Regions from separate parts of the Mus musculus genome. Here all the other regions are linked to region 1. A link is a loop called in an ENCODE intact Hi-C map of the cell type or tissue named here. Cell type or tissue: heart. All regions are shown on one strand. Links, peaks and the distances in the headings refer to the core of each region. The heading gives the core; the rest is flanking DNA.

Region 1 (4,286 bases), core at 836-3,335:
CACCTGCCTCTGCTTCCAGAACGTTGGAATCAAAGTTTGCTCCATAACACTGGCTCTTTTCTTTCTTCTTCTTCTTCTTCTTCTTCTTCTTCTTCTTCTTCTTCTTCTTCTTCTTCTTCTTCTTCTTCTCTCTCTCTCTCTCTCTCTCTCTTTCTCTCTCTCTCTCTCTCTCTCTCTCTCTCTCTTTCTTTCTTTCTTTCTTTTTAACCTGGTCTTAGGTTTGTTGCTGTGTTTGTTTGGTCATTTGGTTTGTAAGTCAGGGTCTCGAGTTCCCAGGTTGGCCTTGACATTACTATATAATTGAGGGTAACCTTGAACTCCTAGTCTTCCTGCTTCCATCTCCAGAGTGCCAGGTGTGCAAACGATGCCTGCTCTGTTCAGAGCTGAGGTGGAACCCATCACTTCATGCATGCCAGGAGAGCTCTCTGTCACCTGAGACAGGGTCTCCGTGAAGCTCAAGTCAACCTTGCATTCACTGGGACCACACCCAGTCTTTCCCCAGTCTTTCCATTGTCAGTCACCCCTGTGAAACAATGCACTCTTTATTCCTCTCCAACTTATCATCCCTCACTTGATGCACTTGCTAGCTTCTTAGCCTTGTGTGTGTATATATGACTTGTGCAGTCCTGGCTCACGGACAGAGGATACTGCATCAACTATGGGGATTTGAACAGAGACCCTCACGCTGTGTGGCAAACACTTCGCAGTAAGCATCTCCTCACTCCTGAGATTTCTCCCAGCCCCCCCTCCCCAGCCCACTACCTTTTTATGGTTACAAGGCCTGTGCATGTTGCCCAGGTTAGCCTTGACTTCCTAGGTTCAGGGATTCTCCTGCCTTAGCCTTCCCAAATAGTTGGGCCCACAAGCACTTGTGCCACCTTGCCTGCTGATGACTTTATGATCTCAGCCTAAATGCTGCTTCCTCCAAGAGGCCTTCCTTGACTACCCAGGCACAGTAAGCTGGTAGGCCTTTCCTGTCCCTGCTGCTTCATCTTTCACAACTGTCCTGGGCTATCAGGTTGGAAGCTCGGTTCAAATGCAGTGAGAATCTCTGTCATGCCCAGAACGACAAAAACAGACAGACAAGGCCAGCTTCTGAACTCTCTCTCCTAACAGGCTCCTCGGGAGTGTCCTCACTGTCCAGACTCCCAGAGGAGGCAGGGAGATACACAGTGTCCAGAGAGGTGAGGAAGTCAGGCCTCAGGGAAATTAAAGGCCGTAATTAGAAGCACTCTGGGGACTGGGTACATACCTGCTAATCCAGCTGTGGGAACTGAGGCAGGAGAATTGTAGGTTTGAAGCTAGCCTGGGTTCTACAGTGAGTTTAAGGCCAGCTTACGCCACAAGATACAAACTGGGCTGCAGAAATGGCTCAGAAAGCACTTGCTGAAATCCTGAAGACCAGGGTTCAGATTCCAGAACCCACCCCCACGTGATGCCGGATGCAGTAGTAGAAGCAACTGCGATTCCTAGTCCTTGGGAGAGATGGAAGTCAGATTCGAGAACAAGAGACTCAGTCTGAAACAAGCTGGAAGGTGTGGTCCCGCACCATGGGTAACGCTCTGACCTTCACAGGCAAGCCAAGGCCCTTATGCATGTGCAGGCATGCGCAGACACGCGGAAATCTTTAAAAATGAAGCAGATGCAGGGCCCATAACTGTACACCCAGTGCTCAGGAAGTAGAGGCAGGAGAATCAGAGGTTCAGGATCATCCTCGGCTAACATAAACAGAAGCCAACCTAGGGTATGTGATGTCCTTAGAACAACGGGGCTGGAGCTGGGAATGACTACTTTGGTGCCCTTTAGTTGAGGCACTCTTGATGGGGTCCACTTGAACAGAAACAGCGCCTTTCTGGGGAGCCTCAGTTCCTCTTCCGTAAACTCAGAGTTGCTAGGGAAGACTTTGCTGCTCTGTGCTGGACCCACTAGGTGTCTAATCAATTGTCAGCCCTTGCCAGTTACATGGACATTGGTAATGGACATGAAGCCTGCCTAGCCTTTTCCCGGGAAGCCCTGGGCTGAATGCCCTGGAGGCAGTGGGAGGCTCCAGGCCACTCATCTCTGCTCAGATAAGTCCCTGCAAGTCCACTCCTCCCGCCCGTGCCTCTGAGCTTCAAATCCCCAGGTCCCAGGGAGGGGAAGGCGAGTCGGATGGCAGCCGCAGCAGCAGCAGCTGCTCCGGGATGGAGGCCAACAGCCGCCTCGCTCCGCCAGCAACATTCCTGCGGGACCTGAGAGCGAGGAGCCCTGCCAGTCACCAGCTCCTAGCGCCCCCTGGTGGCCACGTATGAGCTAGGGGAATTTGACCATTTATAAGTCTGCAGAGCTCTGCCTGTCCTGCCAACCTTGAAGAGGCTGAGGCTGGAGGACCACTGCGAGTTTCAGGACAGCCTGCTCTAAATTGTGATACCTTCTTTTGAAAATCAAAGCACCAGCGAGTTGGTTGTAGGGCCTGTGGCTCAGTTAGTAGGCAGATTGCATAGAAGGCTGGGAGTTCAGGGATCCATGCCCAGCACCACGTAAACTGAGTCTGTTTTTCCACTTTTGATCAGGTAAAGGCAGGGGGGTCAGGAGTTCAAAGTCATCCTAAGATACATAGTGAGTTTGAGGGCTACAGAAGACCCTGCTTCAAAACACAAACTAGGGTTGATGAGGCGGCCAAGGGGGTGAGAGCAGCTGCTGGCCAGCCGGAGGACCTGGGTTTGATCTCTGGATCCAGATGCTGGAAGGAAAGACAACTCCTGCACGCTGTCCTCTGGCCCTCCCAGGAATGTGGTACATGTGCGCACACACATACACACAGAGACACACATCTTTAACGTGTATTTTAGAAACAACAATTCTATACCAGCCCACATCCTGGATTTCAAATTAGCCCAGGGGAGCCTACATCTTCGCCCCACTAGTCTCCTGATGTACTGTGGTACTGGGGAGGGTTTTTGTTTGTTTGTTTTGATTAGTTTGTCAACTTTTGACAAGCTTGAGTCATCTAGGAAGAAGAACCAGCAATTGGAGAGTTGCCTCCATCAGACTGGCCTGGGATCAAGTCTGTGAGGCATCTTCTTGGTTAATGATGATGTGAGAAGGCCCAGCCCATTGAGGGCAGTGCCATCCCTGGGCAGGTGGTCCTGGAGGTATAAGAAAGCCATAGACAGCTGGGCGTGGTAGTGCACGCCTTTAATCCCAGCACTCGGGAGGCAGAGTCAGGCGGATTTCTGAGTTCGAGGCCAGCCTGATCTACAAAGTGAGTTCCAGGACAGCCAGGGCTATACAGAAAAACCCTGTCTCAAAGAAAGAAAGAAAGAAAGAAAGAAAGAAAGAAAGAAAGAAAGAAAGAAAGAAAGAAAGAAGGAAGGAAGGAAGGAAGGAAGGAAGGAAGGAAAGAAAGAAAGAAAGAAAGAAAGAAAGAAAGAAAGAAAGAAAGAAAGAAAGAAAGAAAGAAAGAAAGCAAGCAAGCCATGGACATCAAGCCAGCAAGCAGAGTTTCTCCTCTTCATCAATTACTGCCTACAGGTTCCTGCTTTGAGTTCCTGCCCTGGGTTCCCATCTGAATGGACTGTACACTGTAAGGCTAAGTAGCCCTTTCCTCCCAATGTTGCTTTTGGTCCTGGCACTTATCACAGCAACAGAAAACAAACTAGGACACCTACCTACCTTGACTCCATGAATTCCTACCTCAACCCAGGTTCTGGAGCTCGGTCCCATCATTAAGCATACTGTGTGGCCCTGTTTGAGGTGTTCAGCCTCTCTGTGCCTTGTTTCTTACAAACACAGTTTATGGCAAGTATTTCCTCCACTCTGGGCAAACTGAGTGTGTAATGCTGTTCCAATTCACTAAGTTGCTTGAACAACTCAAAGAAAGAGGGTGCCATGTCTGTGGCAGAAATACCTGTGTCACAGGATCCTTTATTTCTGCCCTGTTCAGTGCTGTCTAATAACTTGAAACTGGGTGTCTTGCTTACCTTTCTATTGCTGTGGTAAGACAGTGACTGAGGCAATGAATAGAAGTAAGAGTTTGTTAGGAGCTCACAGTTTCAATCCATGACCATCATGGTGGGGAGCATGGAACAGGCATGTAACAGGTGAGAGGTGGCAGGCAGGCAGACAGGCAGGCAGGCAGGCAGGCAGGGAGGGAGCTAGGCAGATGAGCAGGGAGGCAGGGAGAGAGGCAGGGAGGCAGGGCAGGCAAGGAAGCAGGGAGGCAGGGATGGAGGCAGGGAGGGAGGGAGGGGGAGGGAAGCAGGGAGAAAGGGATGGAGGGAAGGAGGGAGGCAGGGAGGCAAAAG
Region 2 (4,286 bases), core at 839-3,338, 74 kb before region 1:
TCCCAGAACCCACACGGTGGGAGAAGAAAACCAACTTTACAGGTTGTCCCCTGACCTCTGCATGTGCGCCATGACAAATGTACACACATGCGCGCACACACACATACACACTTTTTTTTTTAATTTAAAAGAACAGAGGTCTATAGGTCTGCCGCTGCCACACAGCTCTGGTGTGCAAGACACCCAAAGGCTTGCCCGTGGTGTGACGTAACCGCAGTGGGAGCCACTGCAATGTTAAGGTAAGTGATAGACATGTGGGAGAGAAAGAGAAGCCGAATGGTTTGAACATTAAGAAGAGACATGGACCTGGAGATTGAGGGTGGAGAGGAACAGCCTGCTGTGAGTGGCCTGCCCTGCCACCTAAGGCCATGGTGCCAACTTGTGCTGCCACTGAGGGCCACATTTGGGTCCATGGCTGTACAGCAGCAGGGGACTGTGTTGATGTCTGTGGCTCATATTATAACAAAGGCCATGCAGATGTCCCTGGTCTGGGCTGCCTCCAGGGACCAAGCTAATATTCAGAGGCTGTGGAGAGCTGCCCCCACCACTGGCTGTGGCTCTCAGGAGATCTGGCCCCACCCCTTCCAGGCTGTACTCAGAAAGCAGGCCCTGCACCATGCCTGGGCAACATAGTAAAGCTGGCCCTGGTGGTGGGAGCCAAGCAAGCTGACCCCAGGGTGTGATAGTGAGCTAGCTCTGGCTACTTGTCTGCCATGAGGTGGTGTGGGCACAGGAGAGATGCTCCCCCACCCCCATCCCCACTCCCACCCCAGAGCTGACCCCCAGTCATGAGAACCAGGAACTGTATCTGCCCCTCACCAATTGTAACACTCTGGAGAGCACACACACACCCCCAAACACACACAAAAACACACAGACACACAGACACACACAAGACACACACACACACACAGAGTTTAGCTGGCCCTGATGGCATTCCCCAAGAGAGCTGGCCCCTGTCTTGCTGGCTGCAGCATAAGGTGAGCTAGCCCAGGCAGTGCTGGAAGAGAGCTCACCCTGGTGGTGTGGGTGTGGGAGAGCTGTCAGGCTGGTACCTCAGACACCACCCAGGCCCAGATCCAGGACTTTGAGTTGTCCCATCCCAACATCTGCCCCATGGATGAACTGCTGGAGTGCAGGAAGAGGCCAGTCCTGCAGAGCCAAAGCTGCAGGATCTCCATGACACCGGGCAGCAACAGGATATCAGAGAGGAGTCCTGGTGAGGATCCAGTATTGATAGCATAGCAGAAACCAGAAACCTTTAACCAGACCAATGACTCATTGTAACGAACATTTGCAAGCAAAGCGGTGTGGAAAGGGTGTACTGTGGGATGCACTATGACACAGCTTCCATGGCAGATGGATTTGGGTTTTGTTTAATTTTTTATTTTTTACTTTGTTTTGTGGGGTGACCTCCACAAGGGTGGAGGTCAGATATGAAGGGTTGGGGAAGTGAGTGGAACCGGGGTGCATGATGTGAAATTCTCAAAGAATCCATAAAAGGTTTAAAAACACCACCACCACCAACAGAAGTCTCTCTGGAGGTTCAAGGGCAGAGCACTTGCATCTGTTAGACTCTAGATAGACACTCATGGTGGTGGTAGTGGGGGCAAGGGAATGGAGGAGTAGGGGGTGTGGGTGGGGGTGGGGTAGGGGGCTTGTAGTGGGCATGTAGGAAAGAGGTCAGTCACAAGGCAGGACAGAGAGCCAGAGAGTGCAGAAGCCACCCTCATCTGTGCATGATCCACTTTGAGTGCATGGTGGTGCTGGCTTTTCATCCCAGCACTCGGAGGCAGAGGCTGGTAGAACCCTTGTGTGTTCAGGACCTGCCTGGTCTACAGTGAGATAGAGGTACATAGAGAATCTCTGTCTCAAAACACACACACAGAGAGAGACAGAGACAGAGACAGAGACAGAGAGAAAGAATCCCATAACCTCACTATGCCCTTACTAAGTCCTCTTCAAGAGTAGCCAGTGCTCTTTACTGAGCTTTCTCTCAGCGCCCCCTAGTGGTTGCATTACCTTCCACTAAGCCCCACCTTTTAAAGGTTCCACTAACCTCTAGGCCAAGCTTCCACTATCTAAACGTTAGTGAGGGGAGAGGGGAAAGCACCACCACACCCTAGCTCCTGGTGTGGCTCCTGCTTCCCAGAGATAAACCCTGAAGATGTGTTTGGGGTGGGGTGGGGTGGGGTTCCACTTGATAAAGAGCCTGCTCCTTTAGCATGAGGGCACCCAGCACCCAGGAGAAGACCTGGGTGTGGTGGAGGCAGGCAGATTGATCCTCTGATCTCTGCACTTATTTGGATCTGGGCAGAGTTAGATGGATCCCTGAAGCTCCAGTCAGCAGAGCTGAGCCAATGAGCAAGTTCATTGGGAGATCCTGACTCAAAAACAAACAAAGCACAAGTGAATAGAGAAAACACGCAACATCAGCCTCTCTCCACATGTGCATGCACGTGCGTGGACATGTACACACACCTACACTGACACGCACACCACAGTCACAGCACACAACATAGACCACACACAGCACAGCACATATGTAGCACAACACACAAAGCAGACAACACAATACTACACAAAACACATCACATATACCATAGCATAGACAGAACACAACATATCCAATACTCAACATACCATACCCAATACAACATACATAACACATTGTACACAACACACAAACACTCAACACACATACAAAACACCTCTTACACACATTGTTTTTAAAGATGTTGTTTTGTTTTAAGACTAGCATCCTGTAGCCCAGACTTGCCTATTGCTTGCTATGTAACCAGATAAAAACTTGCCTCTGCCTTCCAGGAAGTATTCATGAATCCTTCCAGCAGAAAGAGACTCCTCCTTGTGCAGCCTGAGACCTCAGGACTGTGAGCAACCATCTGCCCTCCTCCTTTAATTTAAGCTACCTTCTGGTATGACTCCAGATCAACAACCCTGAGCTAAGTCCCTTCACACCTTTCTTCCTTGAATTCTCATTCTCTCTCTCTCTCTCTCTCTCTCTCTCTCTCTCTCTCTCTCTCTCTCTCTCTCTCCCCTCTCTCTTACACACACACACACATTTATTTATTTCATGTATATCATTTTGTGTATAACTTACAGGAAGGAGTTGGTTCTCTTTTTCACTATGTGAGGGATTGAACTCGGGTTGTCAGCCTTAGTGGCAAGTAGCTTTAACCTCTGAAGTAGCTTTAACCTCTGAAGTAGCTTTAACTTCTGAAGTAGCTTTAATGGCTGAGTCATCTCTTTAGTTCCTGTATTCTCTCTTTTCTCCCTTCCTCTTCCTCCTCCTCTCTCCTCTCTTTCCTCCCTCCCATCCCTCTTTCCTGCTATGCTAAGACTGAAACTCCAGCCTCAAGAATGCTAGATGCACAGTACTCCTGCGCTATACCCAGCCCTAGTGCCTTGTTTTCTTGCAAGTACCCTGTGGGGATGGCCTTGAGCTCCTGGTCCTCTTGCTTCCACTGCTTAGGTGCTGGCTGGTAGGTGCATCCCCACATCTAGTTTATATGGTGCTGGGATGGGACCCAGAGCTTTCAGGGTAGGCAAGCACTCTACCAACACAGCCCCAGCTCCAGCCCTTTCCAGATTTGGAGGTAGCAGGAGTGTCTGTGGGGCCTGTCCACGCCAGGGTGAGGTAGTGCTCCCTCACTTCTCCCATCTGGCATCTCCTCAGGATCCTGCCAGACAGCATCCACATCAGTCTCCCAATCCCCCCTGCCTAGCCGCCTCCACAGCATGGAGAACAGGCCCCATCTGTGTCCCCAGAGAAACTCTCAAGGGAGGCCTGAGTTTCACCCAGACCCTTGGGCTCACCGCAGACTTCTTCCTCCCTTCAGTCAGTTGTCAGTGTCTTTCCACTGCTGCCTGAGAACTGGGGACCTGCCAGCATCAGGCACATGCATGCGCTCCTTGACCCAGTAACAGAGATGGGAACTGGGCCTCCAGTTGCTCTGGCAGAATCTTAAGCAACTGATGTACAAACACCACAGCGCCGGCAGTCACAGTGAGTGTGGTAGTGCATGCCTGTCACCCCAGCTCAGAGGTGGAAGCGGGGGGGGGGATCAGGAGTTCAAGGGTCCTCAGCTCAGTGGTGAATTCGAGGCCAGCCTGAACTATGTGAGACCCGGTCCTGAAAACAAAACAACAGGTCTGGCAGTGATGGCACATGCCATTAGTCCTAGCACTAGGGTGGCAGAGACAGGAGGATCTCTGTGAGTTCAAGGCCAGCCTGGTCTACAGAGTAAGTTCCAGGAGAGCCAGGG
Region 3 (4,286 bases), core at 831-3,330, 90 kb before region 1:
GCAGGCATGTACCACCGTACCCAGCTTGCATCTGTCTCTTGGACTTGTAGACTCTCAGACTCTCCAAAGCGAGCTGTGTCTCTCATCTCTCCCTGTCACCAGTGTGTCACACTGAAATTACCAGAGAAACAAGGGGAAAGCATCCCTCTCTCAGTGTATTTACTGTGTTTTTCTTTCCTTTTTTTTTTTTATGTTAAGATTTATGTATTTTTTTTTTTTTAGTGTTCTATCTGCATATACACCTGCTGGCCAGAAGAGGGCATCAGAGCCACCATGTGGTCCTGGGACTTGAACTCAGCCGCTCTGGAAGAGCAGCCAGCGCTCTCAGCTGATGAGCCATCTCTCCAGCCCCCTCTTTCTTTCTTTTTATATTAAAAATGATTTGTTTATTTTTATTTCATGTGGACTGGTATTTTGCCTTAAAGCATGAATGTCTGTAGGAGGAGGACAGATACTTTGGAGTTACAGACACGTGTGAGCTGCTACATGGGTGCTGGGGATTGAACCCAGGTCCTCTGGAAGGGCAGCCAGTGCTCTTAACTGTGGAGCCATCTCTCCAGCCTCACTGTGCTTTTCTTGAGGCTAATCGGGATCTCTGGGATTAGGGAATGAGGAGTTGTGTATCCTCTTCACGGCCTTGACTGACTTTACTTTTGACTTCCTTTATTTTTGTGCAGTGACATTTTATAGTTCTGTCTTCTAAGTAGGACTTGGCATCCAGTAGTACAGATCATTAGAACTGTGTGTAAAGGGGCTGGCAAGATGGCTTAGCAGGTAAAGGAGATTGCTGCTAAGACTGGCGACCTGAGTTCTAGCCCTAGAACCCATATGGTAAGAGGAGAGAACCAACTCCTGCACGCTGTCCTCTGGCCGCCAGAATCAGACACACGCTCACACTCGGGTAAATAAATGAAATGGTTCAGTGGGTAAAGTGCTTGCCACATGAAGTATGAAGACCTGAGTTCTGATTCCCAAAGCCCGTGTAAATGTCAGGTGGGCGTGGGCTGCGTAGAACCTCAGCACTCACATGGTGGGAATAGGAACTTCAGAGAGAGCTGCCCTGCTAGACTAACCAGAGCAGCATGTTCCAAGTACGTGGACAGATCACGCCAAAACATACAATAGAAAGCAACCTAGGAAGACCACAGATGCCAACCTCTGGCCTTCAGATGCACACTTGGCCACATACATGCTAACATACACATACCTACACACGGGCGTGGGGGGGGGAGGAACGGGGTGGGGAGGAGCGGGGCAGGAGCCAGAGACTCTAAGTTTACTGGTGTTCAGGTGAACAGCTTTCCAAACACACCTCACCCAATCTCTTAGCTCCACTCAGGTGTTTCCTGCTTCCTCTTAGACTAGCCTGAGGCACAGATGTACCAAGCGTATTGGGGCTGCTGCCACCCTGTGCTTAGTGTGGATTCTTGGTTCTCTGGATGTGAGAAAATCTGTCAGCCCTAGGGTGACCATACCCAGTCCCGTACTTGGTAAGCTCCAGGCCAGTGAAAGATCCTCTCTCAACAACACGAAGTGATGCAGGTGAGAAGATTCAGAGACTAAGGTAGCTTGGCGCCAAACCTGAAGACCTGAGTTCCAAACAGTGAAAGAGAGAACTGACCCCCGAAGTTGTCGTCTAACCTTGACATCTCTGACTTCCTGTGGGCACCAAGCTAAGAACTCTCCCCTTCCTAAATAAATAAATGTGATTAAAATTTAAAAACAAAATAAAGCCAGAGGGTGGTGGCGCACGCCTTTAATCCTAGCACTACGGGGGCTGAGGCTGGCAGAGTTCTGTGACTTCGAGGACAGCCAGGTCTACAGAGTGAATTCCTAGACAGCTAGGGCTACACGGGGAAACCCTGTCTTGGAAAACCAAAACCAAACAAACAGTACCAACAACAAAACCAAGTGGAGTGCTTGTGAGGAGCCCTAACCAAGGTATGTCTGTTAAATGTATGCCCGCACAGGCGGGCGTGCACACACTCACACAAGCACACACACCCCTCGCGTCCTGCACAAACCTCACTCCACCACTAGGTGTCGCCCCAGCTCCTCAGTTTTGAGCCCAGCCCCAGGAGGTTCCTCACGCAGTTTGTCCTGATTTCCCCGCCCCCAGACAAGCTGGGAGGTTAACACCTTGATAGGATAAGGAAGTTCAGCTCGGCTCTGAGTAGCAGCGCCCTTCCGTGGAATTTCAGCCTCTGCTGACACCCGTGATCTCAGGCACCTCCCTGGGCACAGGGGTTCCCACTTCTCCAGTGGTCTGCTTTCTGAAGTTTCAGATAACAACAGAAAATATTCTGTGAAAAAGTCCAGAACTGTGTGAGTCATACATTTTGTTTCATTGTGACAGGGTCTCATTTTGTAACCTGGGCTAGCCCCAAATTAGTGGCAATCGCCTGCCAGAGTCTTTCTTCTGCGAGTTGGGATTCTGGGTACAGAATCCAGGGCTTTGGGTGGTGAGCTATGTACATCTGCCTGATTTGTTTTGTTTATAGAGCTGCGGGAGGTGGGGTGTCTCATGTAGCCAAAGCTAGTCTCAAGCACTATGTTATGTAATAGAGCAGTGGTTTTCAACCTTCCTAATGCTCAGACCTTTTAACACAGTTCCTCATCTGTGGTGACCCCAACCATAAAATTATTTGTTGCTACTTCAAAACTGTAATTTACCACTGTTATGAATTGTAATGTATTTACCTGATATGCAGAATGTCTGGTATGTGACCCACTAAACACACAGACTGCAAACTTCTGGAATAGAGGTTGACCTTGAACTCCGGATTTGACACCATAGTTGGTTCTGTGTGGTGTTGAGGATTGGAACTCAGAGCTTCATATAAAACAGGCAAGCATCTTGTCGACTGTTGGTTACACACCTTCAGCCCTCGATCAGCTCAATCCTCGAGTTTCCACTTGTACAGTCTTCTTAGCAGTGTGAGAGAGAGCCCTGCCTTTGCTGGCTGTCCTGCCTGGGGTGGGGGAGGGGACCTTCGCTGTGTGCAGGCTTTCCTCTCTACCTGGTGTTCTCTCAGTTTACTCAGAGCCCCCCAGTCCTCAGCATGGCTACTGTGACGCTGCAGCCTGCACGTGTGTCTCACTTCATAACTGTCTCAAACAAATGATTTTAGATGGCCGATCACAGCAGCCTTCTGAGAGAAAGTGATTGAAGCAGAAAGAAGAGGAAAGGGTATTGAAATATAGGGTCCAAGGGGAACAACACCCAGGTAAATGGAAGGGAGTGGTAAGTGCAAAGGCCCTGGGGTATATGACTAAGTCGAACTAGTCCTTCCCAGCCTGTGGGGACCCCTAAAGCATTGGCCCTAAGTCCAGATAAGATTAAGATAAAGATAAAGTGGGCATGGGTGGGGTACACACTTGTCGCCCAGCACTTGAGAGTGAAGGAGGAGGATCAGGTGTGCGAGCCATCCTTGGCTACATAGTGAGTCCATCCTGGTCTACGTGTAACTTTGTCTCAACAAAAACGAAAATATTTTAAAGTAAACAAAGTAAGACTTCAAGGAGGACTTTCAGGTGTTGGGAAGAGGACACCTGCTCAAGGGGAGATGGCAGGCTTAGAGGACTGTCAGGTTCCCTGCAGCTCTAAGCTACTCAAGAACCATACACTTGGGCCAGAGAGCTGGCTCAGTGGATGGAGAATTTGTGGCACAAGCATGGAAACCAGAATCCAAATCCCACACAAACACCAAGCACAGGTGCACACACCTGTGATCCAAGACTGTAAGGACTGAGATGAGAGGGCTCCTCAGCGGCAGCAGCTGAAGTGGGAGCTCTGGGTCCCAGGAGAGTGTGAACTCTGGGTCCAGTATGAACTCAGGGTCCAGTGAGAGTGTGAACTCTGGGTCCAGTGAGAGTGTGAATTCAGGGTCCAGTGAGAGTGTGAACTCAGGGTCCTATGAGTATGAGCTCTGGGTCCAGTGATAGTGTGAGCTCTGAGTCCAGTGAGAGTGTGAACTCTGGGACCAGTGTGAATGTGAGCTCTGGGTCTATGAAAGTGTCACCTCTGGGACCAGTGTGAGTGTGAACTCTGGGTCCAGTGATAGTGTGAGCTGTGGGTCCCCTGAGAGTGTGAACTCAGGGTCCAGTGAGAGTGTGAACTCTGGGTCCAGTGAGAGTATGAACTCTGCATCTAATGAGAGTGTGAGCAGGAGGATCTCTGGGTCTGAGGCCAGCCAGGTCTACAGAGGACAGCCAGGGCTGTATAGAGAAACTCTGTTTTGAAAAACAACAAACAAACAAAACACCATCAGCCACAAACAAGTCTT
Region 4 (4,286 bases), core at 951-3,450, 170 kb before region 1:
TATCTGACAGACTCCAGGCAGTGGCTTATAGAGACAGCCTCTTCCGGCCAAGGCAGAAAGAGGGGAGCTGGGGATCCCTTGATAGACAGGTGTGCCTTGGCAGGTTGTAGACCAAATACCAAGGTAACTGCCATGTAGTACATTCAGATAGGGGTGACTCCTGGCTGTCAGTCAGTCAGTCATATTGCCTGCCCCCTGTGTCAGGCAATAGGAGCCTGAGGCCCTGAGCGCTCGGGAATAGCTGGGTTCCTGGCCCTCAAGGCACTGGTTGTAGCAGCTAGTAACGTTACTTGTTGTACAGGCACCAGTTGGGACCTTCAGTGATGTGCACACTGAGCAGCTCGGGTGGGAAGTGTGGGTGGGAGTCCAGCAGCAGCCACGGCAGGCCACCCTCCGATGTGCAGAGATCCCTGTGGAGCCTCATGTAGATTGCATGGCCGTGACCAGCACTCCAGGAGCTAAGCAGGAAGTTTGAGGATTCAAGAGTAGCCTGAGCTGCATAGGAGGCTATGTCTCGGAGATAAAAGGACAGAGTCCTGTCCAGGCCATCTGGGAAAACTGAGAGAGAGCTGCTCAGGTCAGGGTGGCTGCCCTGGGAGTCTCTGTGTGCCATGGCTGCAAGTTAGTCAGAAGATGGGGACAGGATGGGCTGTCTTGTGTCTGTGTCTAGGGCTTTCTTACCCACCTCAGGTGCTACCTAGACCAGGTGCCTGGTAGTCTCCCCACCTTGCACATGTCTGAGAGTGCATAGCACAGGCTCACATGCATCCGCATACGTGGTACTGTGCTCTCACTCCCCTGAGCCTGGGTCCTTTCAACTGTTTTGTTGTTTGTCTGACTTTGTTTTTATTTGTTTAGGTGAGGGGTTGGTAAGAGTGTATGAAGGTCAGAGGATACAACTTGCAGAAGTTGATTCTTCGATTCTTGTAGGTCCCAGGGATAGAACCCAGATAGTCAGGCCGTGTGACAAGTGATTTTTGTTATTGTTGTTTTGAGGCTTTGCTTCAGTCACTATTCACCTTCTTTCCAGCAGCCCTGGCTTCCTGACCCCGCAGGAGAGTCACAACCCAGTAGAGCCGCTTTAATGTCTCCTGAGCTCTGCCAATACAGTGTGGAACCTTGCCTATGGGACCATTGTACAGGCACTCACACACAGTCCTTACAACCTCAGTGCCCCAGCGAGTACTCTGCTGTGCCTCCGTGTTGCGCAGGTGGAGACTCCTACTGCCCACAGCTGAAGAGGTCACCAGCTCCAGTGAAGAGCTTGGCTGCATGCTAGCTGGCTGCAGGTCTCCAGAGCCTTGACATTGCCCCAGGAGTAGGGGTGGGCAGTCATCTGCTGTGAGGTTTCAGCTCTGTGTCCAGGCCTGAGAAGAGGTCACTGCGTGTATGGGTGCTTCAATTCCTGTGCACCGTGGATGACTGTCCTGGCTATTCAGATCGTGCTATGGTCATAGGCACGTGAGGATGGGCGACTGGTTTGCACCGTTGGGACATGCACATGGGAGGACTGTCTTCATGGGTGCACATAATAAGAGCACAGGATAAGGGTGTGGTTGCTTGGGCCTGAGGGTATGGGAGGTGTTGTGGGTGCGATCAGCATAACCTTGTAGGGAACTGGGTGCACAGGTCGGGCAGGTCTGGCCTAGCTCCTAGGTGTGTCCAGTTCTTCCTGCATCCTGTCTGGCCTCTATGTGTCTGATGCGCGGCTCTCCCCTTGTATCCCTACAGGCTATATCCAGAAGATTAAGTCAGGAGAGGAAGACTTTGAATCTCTGGCCTCACAGTTCAGTGATTGCAGCTCTGCCAAAGCCAGGGGAGACCTGGGTCCCTTCAGCAGAGGTGGGCAAGAGTGGGCACCACCACACTCAGCACTTTCCCTCAGTGTTCTGGGCGGAAGGCCCTGAGGAGGGCAGCTCCGGAGCACAGGCCTTCCTGTCCACCAGGTGGCAGCATAGCCCTCAGGCTTCCTGGCCTGGGTTTTTTGTACTGCAAAAGGGATATAAAACCTCCTTAGTGTCTTTCCTCCCAGGATCATTGTCCCCCTCACAGGCCCATTAAGGTGATTCTGGTTTGTCACTGGCATCTCTGGTAGAGCTATAGGGACGGGCCCCTGAGCATTCCAGCTCCTTTGCCCCTTTGGCAGGTTTTTTGGGAAAATGGACAAGGGAAACAATCCAGAGCTCAGACCTATCTGCCAAGGGCAGAGGAAAGTAGATTCCTTCTTCCTCCCCCATCTTCTCTCCTTCATCTCTTTGGCGTGAGCTGGAAGTGTGAGGTGTGGGCCCCTGCCTTGGAGTCAGGTAGCAAGCCTCTGCTGTCAGCCCTGGCCACCTCCCTGCAGGATAGATAATGTTCAGCCAGGAATCCAGAGTTCATCATGCAGTGTGTCTAAATGTACAGCACAGCTCTGCCTACTATCCCACGCTGTCTTTGGGCTTCCCGGGGCCTCCTTAATGGGCCTGTGGCTCTCAGCTGGGCCACAGCTCATCACTGCACAGTGACAGGGCTATAAAACCCATGATGAATATGCTTGAGACTGAATGCAGGCAGGAGCCCCATCTGCTGTGCAGCCTGTGCCTGACCTCCACTGTCTGCTGTTTCACAGGTCAGATGCAGAAACCATTTGAGGATGCGTCGTTTGCTCTACGGACAGGGGAGATGAGTGGGCCCGTGTTCACGGACTCGGGCATCCATATCATCCTGCGCACAGAATGAGGGCAGGCACCTGGCCAGCCTGCTCTGGCTGCCACACAGCCCACGGATGCCCTTCCTGCTACTGTCACACAGTATTTATTGTTCCTAAAATGACTGGGAGGGGCTCTGAGCATCCCGCTCCCTGTTTGCCCCTATTCGGGGCTGTCCTAGCCAGGCTCCTTCTGGAGGAATTGACTTCAGAAGGGCAGTGGGGATGGGGAGGCCCCCAGGCTCAGGGGGTCAGAGGTGACCTGATCCCCCAGGTCTCAGAGGCAGGCAGGAGGGCCTTCTTTCTTGTTAGTTATATGCTCCATTCGTTCCTCTGTTCAGTTGCAAAAAGCAGACGCTCCATACCTGGCGGTGCAGCAACTCAGCCTCAGGGTGCAGTGCAGCACCCTACGCACCTTCCATTAAATCTGGAACCACTGGTTGGTGGTCCTGTATCATTACCTTCCTGGTGAGGTGTGGGGCCCTTGTCTCAGGGATGGGGCTTTTACCCACGTGTCCAGACTCTTCTCTAGCTCTAAAAGACCTTCTTTTCCACAGCTTGGGGGGTGCTGGCAAGAATTCTTTCCACTAGCTATATTCCCAGGGCTGCAAATACCTCTGAGCCCCACCAGTCCAGACCCACTTGTATAAGCACCCTGGGGACTGTTCAGGTATGCGCAGACCACCCCACCACCCCACCCCACTTCCAGCTGTTAGGTCTGGAGTGATCCCAAGAGAACCTGGCTTAGCATCTGCCTTGGCACACCCCCGGTGCCCATCCCTCCCCCTCAGCACACAGACAGACTGCTTATTGGTGAGAACAAATCACCCAGCATCTGCCACCCACTTCTGACTGGATATTCCTGGGCTCAGCCACAAGACCTAGCACTCTCCAGGTGCTGTTTCCATGGTAACAGAGGCCCCCTCAACTGGAGGAGAGGGGGGCTTTATCAGCTCCCAGAAGAAAAGAGATCCTATTGGAGGGGGCTGGGAAATGGATATTGCTTTGAGTGGCAGGTGGGGAGAGAAGGCGGACTCTCCCACCTTGGCTAGGGCCCTATGTCTCCCACAACTGCCTCTGAGCCTAAGGACTGAGGGCTCAGAATTCAATCAAGGTTTCTGCATATACCCACAAGTGATGGGGGGCCCAGCCTGGGGGATGTTCTAACCAGCAAGGCTTGGGGGCCAGAGCAACATTAAGCCTGGACCCCAAGAGAGCCCTCCCTCCCCACAGGCCTGAGTCTCATGAACAGAGTCACCTGAGCCTGCTCCCATCTGGCTGCTTTCTAGAGCAATCGCTCTTTGCCAGCCGCCTGCTGGAGCATTTGTCATTAGGAAGGTTTAATGAGTTTTTTCCCAGCTCAGACAGGCACAGGCTGAGCTGAGTTGGCTATACCTCCAGCAAAATGTTCTCCAGTGGGCCAGTGGGGACTCAAGGCAAACAGTCACAGTTTTGCTGTCTTGCAACAGTTGGGTGGGCTCAGGAGGCAGTGGCAGCCCTCCAAGTATCATGGGACCTTTGGAGGGAAGAAGAGGACCTCTAGCTTAGCTTGCAACACCAAGAGCTCTGGGAGGTTCTCCCTAGGGCCACTGCCACATCT

The links. A loop is a pair of places that touch in the nucleus more often than their neighbours do. Peaks named below come from ENCODE experiments on the same cell type or tissue, not always from the same donor. Only the 100,000 strongest peaks of a DNase experiment are listed, where the experiment ranks them.
Region 2: a loop joins it to region 1, with 3 times the contacts of the local background. A loop is called at or near these places in 29 of 42 quality-filtered maps.
Region 3: it touches region 1 in a loop (7-fold over the local background); 31 of 42 quality-filtered maps call a loop at or near these places.
Region 4: a loop joins it to region 1, with 4 times the contacts of the local background. A loop is called at or near these places in 13 of 42 quality-filtered maps.

What each region holds. Positions count from the first base shown.
Region 1 is chr9:20,828,916-20,833,201 of GRCm38, forward strand. No RefSeq gene overlaps it. Among named protein-coding and RNA genes, the nearest start is that of Rdh8, 13 kb to the left of the region's middle. In heart, for the core only: CTCF peaks have their summits at 2,282 (motif pointing left) and 2,485; a DNase peak (open chromatin) is centred at 2,166; H3K4me3 peaks cover 303 bases; H3K27ac peaks cover 283 bases; H3K27me3 peaks cover 1,626 bases.
Region 2 is chr9:20,755,199-20,759,484 of GRCm38, forward strand. It overlaps Gm35860 (a long non-coding RNA gene), which reads right to left and starts at 3,928. Exons shown (of 3, transcript XR_379174.1): 1 at 3,838-3,928. In heart, for the core only: a CTCF peak has its summit at 2,007 (motif pointing left); a DNase peak (open chromatin) is centred at 2,014.
Region 3 is chr9:20,738,542-20,742,827 of GRCm38, forward strand. Gm39299 (a long non-coding RNA gene) reads left to right here. Exons shown (of 4, transcript XR_003948292.1): 2 at 223-3,227. It also overlaps a transcript of Olfm2 not described here. Among named protein-coding and RNA genes, the nearest start is that of Gm39299, 13 kb to the left of the region's middle. In heart, for the core only: no CTCF peak of the experiment used is centred there; a DNase peak (open chromatin) is centred at 2,130; H3K4me3 peaks cover 347 bases; H3K27me3 peaks cover 1,124 bases.
Region 4 is chr9:20,660,567-20,664,852 of GRCm38, forward strand. Pin1 (protein (peptidyl-prolyl cis/trans isomerase) NIMA-interacting 1) reads left to right here. Exons shown (of 4, transcript NM_023371.4): 3 at 1,732-1,842; 4 at 2,609-3,146. The coding sequence ends at 2,718. Among named protein-coding and RNA genes, the nearest start is that of Pin1, 11 kb to the left of the region's middle. In heart, for the core only: a CTCF peak has its summit at 1,944 (motif pointing right); no DNase peak of the experiment used is centred there.